2 separate regions of the Mus musculus genome follow, and region 1 is linked to region 2. Evidence: chromatin contacts called from ENCODE Hi-C data. All regions are on one chromosome and are shown on one strand. Each heading gives the region's core, a stretch centred on a gene start or an enhancer-like site at or near the end of the contact. The rest is flanking DNA. Distances are from core to core; before and after follow the strand shown. Region 1 holds the start of AW209491 (expressed sequence AW209491). Region 2 holds the start of B3galnt2 (UDP-GalNAc:betaGlcNAc beta 1,3-galactosaminyltransferase, polypeptide 2).

Evidence for each region. Hi-C counts contacts between places; a loop is a spot of excess contacts on that map.
Region 1: a loop to region 2 is called in a map of gastrocnemius, with 3 times the contacts of the local background. The contact joins the promoter of AW209491 here to the promoter of B3galnt2 in region 2. A Hi-C loop is called at or near these places in 3 of 37 maps with a recorded cell type or tissue (adrenal gland, gastrocnemius and regulatory T cell).

What each region holds. Positions count from the first base shown.
Region 1 is chr13:14,628,539-14,631,768 of GRCm38, forward strand. It overlaps AW209491 (expressed sequence AW209491), which reads left to right and starts at 1,720. Exons shown (of 2, transcript NM_134067.4): 1 at 1,720-1,826.
Region 2 is chr13:13,953,393-13,956,559 of GRCm38, forward strand. B3galnt2 (UDP-GalNAc:betaGlcNAc beta 1,3-galactosaminyltransferase, polypeptide 2) reads left to right here and starts at 1,282. Exons shown (of 12, transcript NM_178640.3): 1 at 1,282-1,527. The coding sequence starts at 1,413.

The DNA of each region.
Region 1 (3,230 bases), core at 470-2,969, 680 kb after region 2:
GCTATAGTTTGTGTCTGTGACAAAATACTTCCCTCTCTGTGGCCTTTGGGATTGTCTTTTGTTCCACAATTATTTGCCTTTTGATGAGTTTTTACTTCCCAAATGTGTGTGCCATCCTCTTGTAGGGGCCATGTTAATGTTCTCTGGATCACTTGGGTTTTAGTTTAAAATGTGCTGCCAAAGGAAGGACATTTGATAAGTTTCTTAATGGTTATTAGACCGAATGCCCAAGTAGGTCCTTATTAAAATTTTTTTTGTAAATTTTTTAGTATATTTACATTTTTCCTTTTACTTTTCTTGATTATGGACCTAAAATTTCTGTTAACTGAATATCTGATTCTTGCTCTTTGCTGTGTTTCAATTCCTTACTGTACTTTCTAGTCCACTGATGTTTAGAATATGCCTTTACTTCGAAGAGCTGTTTCCTATCTGTGCCTTCAGCCCTTAAATGAAGAGAAGCTTATTTGAGGGCCAAAGTAATCAGGTAGCTGAAGGTTCCAGTTACAAGGTACTTCTTAAGGAAACGTGCTGTTGTATGTGCCTTCTCTGTCCTCCAAATCCAAGCCGGAGAAGGTTGGGGAGTGTTGAGTTTGTGAATGAGTCTTCTTGTAGATTGTGATTGTCAGATTTCTTTGGAAGTTTTTACGTATTTACTGTTTGAAGGGAAAAGGTGTAGGGGGTGGGAGCATTGGAGGAGCAAGGAGGCTAGGGGCAACATTTAATCAGGAAAATTTCCCATTTTCTAATGGTGCCTATTTTTTGTTGGGCTTCTTTCTATCTTGACACCTGTTTACTTACATCACAATAAACTTATTTCTGAGGGAGGAATGGGCTGGCTGCCCTGGATGGGAGAAAGAACTCTGGTATGTTATTAATGGAGTCTTTTTAAAGAATGGTTTTAATTCTTGCCCCCCCCCCCCCCCCCCATTTAGACACACCTGAAGTTCCAAAGCCCTCTGGAATTTGTGCTTGATAAACCCTGGCAGGCTTTGCTGAAGGCATTTACAGCGTTGTTTGTGCCTCAGGGGCAAAATACATCTATTTACCCTTTAGTTTAGAACTAAATAAATTCGTGTGTAATGTATTTGGAATAGCGCTGGCTACAGAGCTTTTTTTTTTTTTTTTTTTTTTTTTTTTTAGTATATTTAAAGCACCGAATGAGATATTGCTCCTGTCTTAAGATTTTGGTAGTGTGTCTGATCTGAGTTACTTCTATCCTTAAAGTAGTACTTGGGACAAGGAAAACACAATTGAAATCTAATACTTAAAATAATACTTAAAAAAATACTTAAAATTAGTTTTGCTTTCTCAAACTCCCCCTCACCTCGGATAACTTTGAACTAAATATCCACAGCCCCTGAAGCTATGCAGTTCTCTGCCCTGTTCGGAAGGACAGCACATTTAAAGGTTCCTTCTATGTAAAGGCCAGGATGATGCAACTAAAAATGCTTCCGAGTGGCGTTTGGAACCTCATGGTTCTCGATTTTTATTTTGCTAAAAATATCCAAATCTGAGACCCAAATAAGTTTTAGCATTCAGGACTCAGTGAGATTGAGACCCAACCCTTGACCCGCCCCTGCTGGCTGGGAGCTCAGGTTTCCGTCGCTTTGGTAGCAGAAGCCGGTTGCCCTCAACAAATATGGTCGCTGCGGTGCCGCCTGGGACTCAAGCTCAAGCTCACCGGGCCGGAACCACGTAATGCCAGAGGCGGGACTCGGCAGGCGGAGTGCCTCTCAGCAGAACAAGGTGAGGACTGACTGGTGAGCTGTCTCTGCAGACTGCCTCTGTGTTCCCTCGCCATGTGCGCATGGTGTCTGGCGCTGCTGGTGAGGATCCGGGGACCAAGGGAGTGAGTGGGGAATAGAGGGAGGTGGAGAGGGAGGGCATGGGCCGGGTCTCGGGGCAGGAAGGGTCAGTACTGCGTCTTCCCTACTCTGGCCTCTAAGCACTAGGCCAGCTGGAGCCTGTTTGATCCGGACTTGTTGGATCAGGCCCAGCGGTGCAGGTGGACATACCAGAATGGGAACCACACTCACGCAGAAACACTTCACCCCAGGCTCTCGCACCTTGTCATAGTCCAACAGCCAGGCTGGCCACCTGGTGTGGTGTTCTGGGTCCTTCCATCTTTTCCTTCAGAATGGGAACAGGAGGCCAGTTGGTTATCCCCTTTGTTCTATTGAAACATTGCTAAGTTGACATCACATGCAGAAATCAGACAGTCTTGATTGCTTGATATTCTAAACCCTGTGGAAATCAAGAGGCAACTCCTTAAAAGACTGTATCCGGGAGTGGCAGCGCACACCTTTAATCCCAGTATTTGGGAGGCAGAGAAAGGTGGATTTCTGTGAGCTCAAGGCCAGCCTGGTCTACATATTAAGTTCCAGAACAAGCAGGGTTATGTGGAGAAACACTGTCTCAAAACACAAACAACAATCCCCCCTCCACCACCACCCCCCCAAAAAAATCCAACAAGCCCCAAGAAAACAAAAATCATCTATTGAAGGAGTAAGAGGTGAGAGATCCTAGGATGACTAGTTTAGGAGAGCCTCTTGTTTGGACAGTTTGTGGATTTTTAATATTAAGCAGTTGTTTTTACATTAAAAAAATCAGTTCTTTGAGAATTTCATATCATGTGTTTGGTTCATATCCACCATGGATGACTCAACCAATCCCATACTCCACCCCTCCTTCAAGACTGCTTTGTACTACCCAAATAGTCTAGGATGTGTGGTCTTCCACTGAAGGGTGGGAGGGAGGCTACACTCCTAGAGAAAACTGTCTCTCCCTCTCCCAGCCGCTCAGAATTGCCAGCAGTTGCCATGCTGGCTTAGGCTTGCGCAGGGTTGGTGCATGCTGTGTCCAGAGGAGGTTTCATTGCAGGTCTTACCTTTTTTCCTTTCACAATGATCCCTGAGCCTTGTGAGAGTAACATATGAGTGTTACATATGTCCCTTTTAGGAATAAGAGTTATATGTAGTCTTTTAGTCTCTGCACCTTGGCCAGTTGTGAGTATTAACAACTGTGTTAATAACTATCTACTGCAATAGAAGCCTCTTAGATGAGGGTTGAAAATACATTCATTTATGGGTATAATAATAAGTCAGTTTACACTATCTAGCAGCATAAAGTGGTAAGTTTTCCCCTAGGGCCTATGACTTCCCTAGCATAGGTTCGTAGCCTAATAATGATGCCAAGTATGGGTTTCATCCTATGGAGTGGCACTTAAATCC
Region 2 (3,167 bases), core at 32-2,531:
CCTGAGCACCCAATTTCAGTTCCCAGTACCTACAGGGTGGCTCACAAACACGGGGAAACTCCAGCTCCAGGGGATGGGATAGACGCCCCCCCCCCCAGCCTGCACATGCGTACACACACAAATGAAAAAAAAAATCAAATAAAATCTTTTTAAAAAAGTCAATCTTAACAGTGTCAGGTTGAGGATATAGCTCAGTTGGTAGAGGGCTTGCCTAGTAAGGATTAAGCCCTGGGTTCCATCCCAAAGCACCACTTGTGGAGATGAAGACAGAAAGATCAAGAGTTCAAGGCCATCCTCTGCAGAATAGTTTCCTGTTAACTACGTGAGACACTGGGGGCGTCTGTGTGTGTGTGTGTTACTACAATTGCTTTTTTAATACAAAACCGCTACTCAGTGGCAATATGGTGCTGAGCCTGAGAGGTGGCTCCAGTGAAGTCCGCTCGTTTCCTAACGCTGGTTGGAGATGGATCTTTTGCAAACCCAGCCCTCACACATTTGGTCACCTCAACTTGGTGGGAACTTTTCAAAGTCATCTGGCAGCTGAAGCTCTCATTTCTGTGCTTCCCGACAGTTACCCTAGTGAGGAGCGCGTGCGCACCCAGGCAGCCTCCAGATCCGGGCTTCTCCTCTGTCCTCGCTTTCCATAGCAAGCCCCGGTGTTTCTCGTCCTCCTCACCCGCCGTTGCTTACTAGAGGGAAGCAGGAAACTCCCTGCTACTCGGCGCTCAGGCTCCCCGCTGCGCTTCTTATGGGATAGGTCAGGGGAGCACACTATTATTTCGTTGAGCGCTGAGGTGCCATACAAACCTGCCCCGACTGGGCAACTGCTCCTCGAGGTCATGCGCCCTGCAGCAATGTCCACAGCGGAGGGGGTCGTACAGCAACTTGAGCAGTTAACGTGCAGGTTCCCCGTGTGCGGTACCCGCCTTTACTACAGGGGAACCCTAGCAAGAAGGTGGATGCGCATGCTCAGTGTGCCGCTAAGGCACCGCGGCCGGATGAGAGACGCGCATGCTTCGTGTGTGCACTTCGCCTCCAGCGTTGCGTAGCAGCACGCATAGCTCTCTGGGAAACGTAGTTTCTCGGGCTTACAATCTCAGGCACGCCTCCCTCCTGGGCTCAGCGAGGGACTACCGCTCCCGCCCTTCCGGCAGACAGGAGCGTGCAGGGACGCGGACTGAAGGGCTGGGCGAGAGCGAGGAGGGCTGAACGGGTGGGAAGGCCACGCACGCGGGGGCGTGGCCTTGGCCGGGAAGCGGCCGCCGCTCGTGGTGCGGATCTAAGGAGAGAGCGGCGGAGACAACGCCAGGCGTGGGCGCGAACACTCCTGGTGGCACTCGGTGTTCTTAGGTCCCCTCGCTATTGGCCGGGACGCGGGAGAGCGCGGCGGGGGCGCGAGGTGGGAGCGGCCAATGCGAAACTGGCTGGTGCTGCTGTGCCCTTGCGTGCTCGGGGCCGCGCTGCACCTCTGGCACCTCTGGCTCCGTTCCCCGCCGGACCCCCACAACACCGGGCCCAGCGCGGCAGGTGAGGTGAGGGGCTGAGTCGCTGCGCTCGTGGGAGGCCGCGGGGGATGGCTGAAGGGGCACAGGGAGGGCTCGGACGTCCCAGAACGGACGGAACAAGCGAGTCTTTCTTTAGTGTCGGGCGAACCCAACTGTTCGTTTCTTATCAGCGTGTGCTCAGCGGCCCGCGTCGTGGTCGAGGGAGGGCCCTGGTCACAACTTGGGGCGCTTCTCTCCGAGGTGGGGTGGGGGAGCGAGCTTGCCGGTGCTGACGGTGTTGGCTTTGCGTGTCAGGACTCACTTTGCAGCGAGGAGGGACGGACTGTACTTTGTGGTCTCTGATCATGAGGTGAGTCAGGAAAAGACCTAGACGTGAACTAGGGTTCAGCTGTGAGTGGAGTCGCCCCTGTATTCTGCTTGGATAGCTTGCTAATTAAGGAGCCTAAGAATACCGGATTCTTCTTTAACTTCGCGTACATTTGTTCCCAAACTTCATCCATCGTGGGAATGAAATCTTTGTTCTCATTCGCCTTACAATCTGAAGGTGCGTTTGCCCACAGTGCGTATCCAGTGTTGTCCTGCCACCCTCAACACTACTTTCTTGTCTCCTGTGTGTCATTTTCAAGTTTTTCCCGGAATGCTTATATATGTCGAGAACTCTATAGCCATTTTAAAGATAGGGTAATGCTTTAATTTTTAACTACGTTAGGATTTATCTTACCATTTCATATCCAAACAGCTGTTTTCTTTTCAGAAAGTTTTAAAACAGTTCTTCACAGCCATCACAGAACCAAGTCTTATACCTTATTTAGCAATCCTCAAAACTCCGACTGTTACCAGATTACACTGGGGTTATTTTAGTAGTGATCTCTTTTCCTATTAGACAACCACCATTTTTTTGGAAAGGCTATTTGTGTGACTGAAAAGAATGACTTCCAAGTGGTATAATGAAAGTACATTATATGCGTATTTAGCTTGTGAGACTTTTACAAACTAGTTAAAAAAGGGCCGTACATACAAAATGCTTGGCCACCTAACATCTGTTGGGGTTGTGCTCTCTCTCACTCAAAGATGAGTGAGTTGCTGGAATCTACACGCAGAGCCCACTGTAGAATATATGTGACCTTAACATTAACAGTCTTTTAGCGTTCAACACAATAAACCTTGCCTTTGAGCTTGTGTTTAAGTAAGACTGCAAACAACTTTTGGATTTGGAACAGATTTTTTTCCTGATGTCTTAGTGCTTATCCATTTAGGATAGACTGGATTAAGCAAGCAAACTGTAGGAAGACTTAGGGTTATATGGGGTCATACTAGTTGTAAAAATTACTTTTGTGTTGATATCAAAGCTTTGTCAGATAATCAGTAGGATGTTTTAATTAGACAGATTCCTATCCCACTCTCCTCCCCTGGTACTTCAAAAACAAAAGCAGAAGTATTTTGATTGCAAAAAGTTCCCACAGGTCTTTTTCCTATTTTGCTGTTGAAATATTTAAAACATTTGGGCATTTTTACTTTCTGACCACATACATTAAGCCTAAAATCTGAGATTTTACTAAATATCTTTCTCTTGAAATAACACTTTAAGATTTATTTTGGCTTCTTTTCTGCTACTCTGTCTGGATTCCCATTTAAGCCACAATAGTACTTGTTTACATTTGT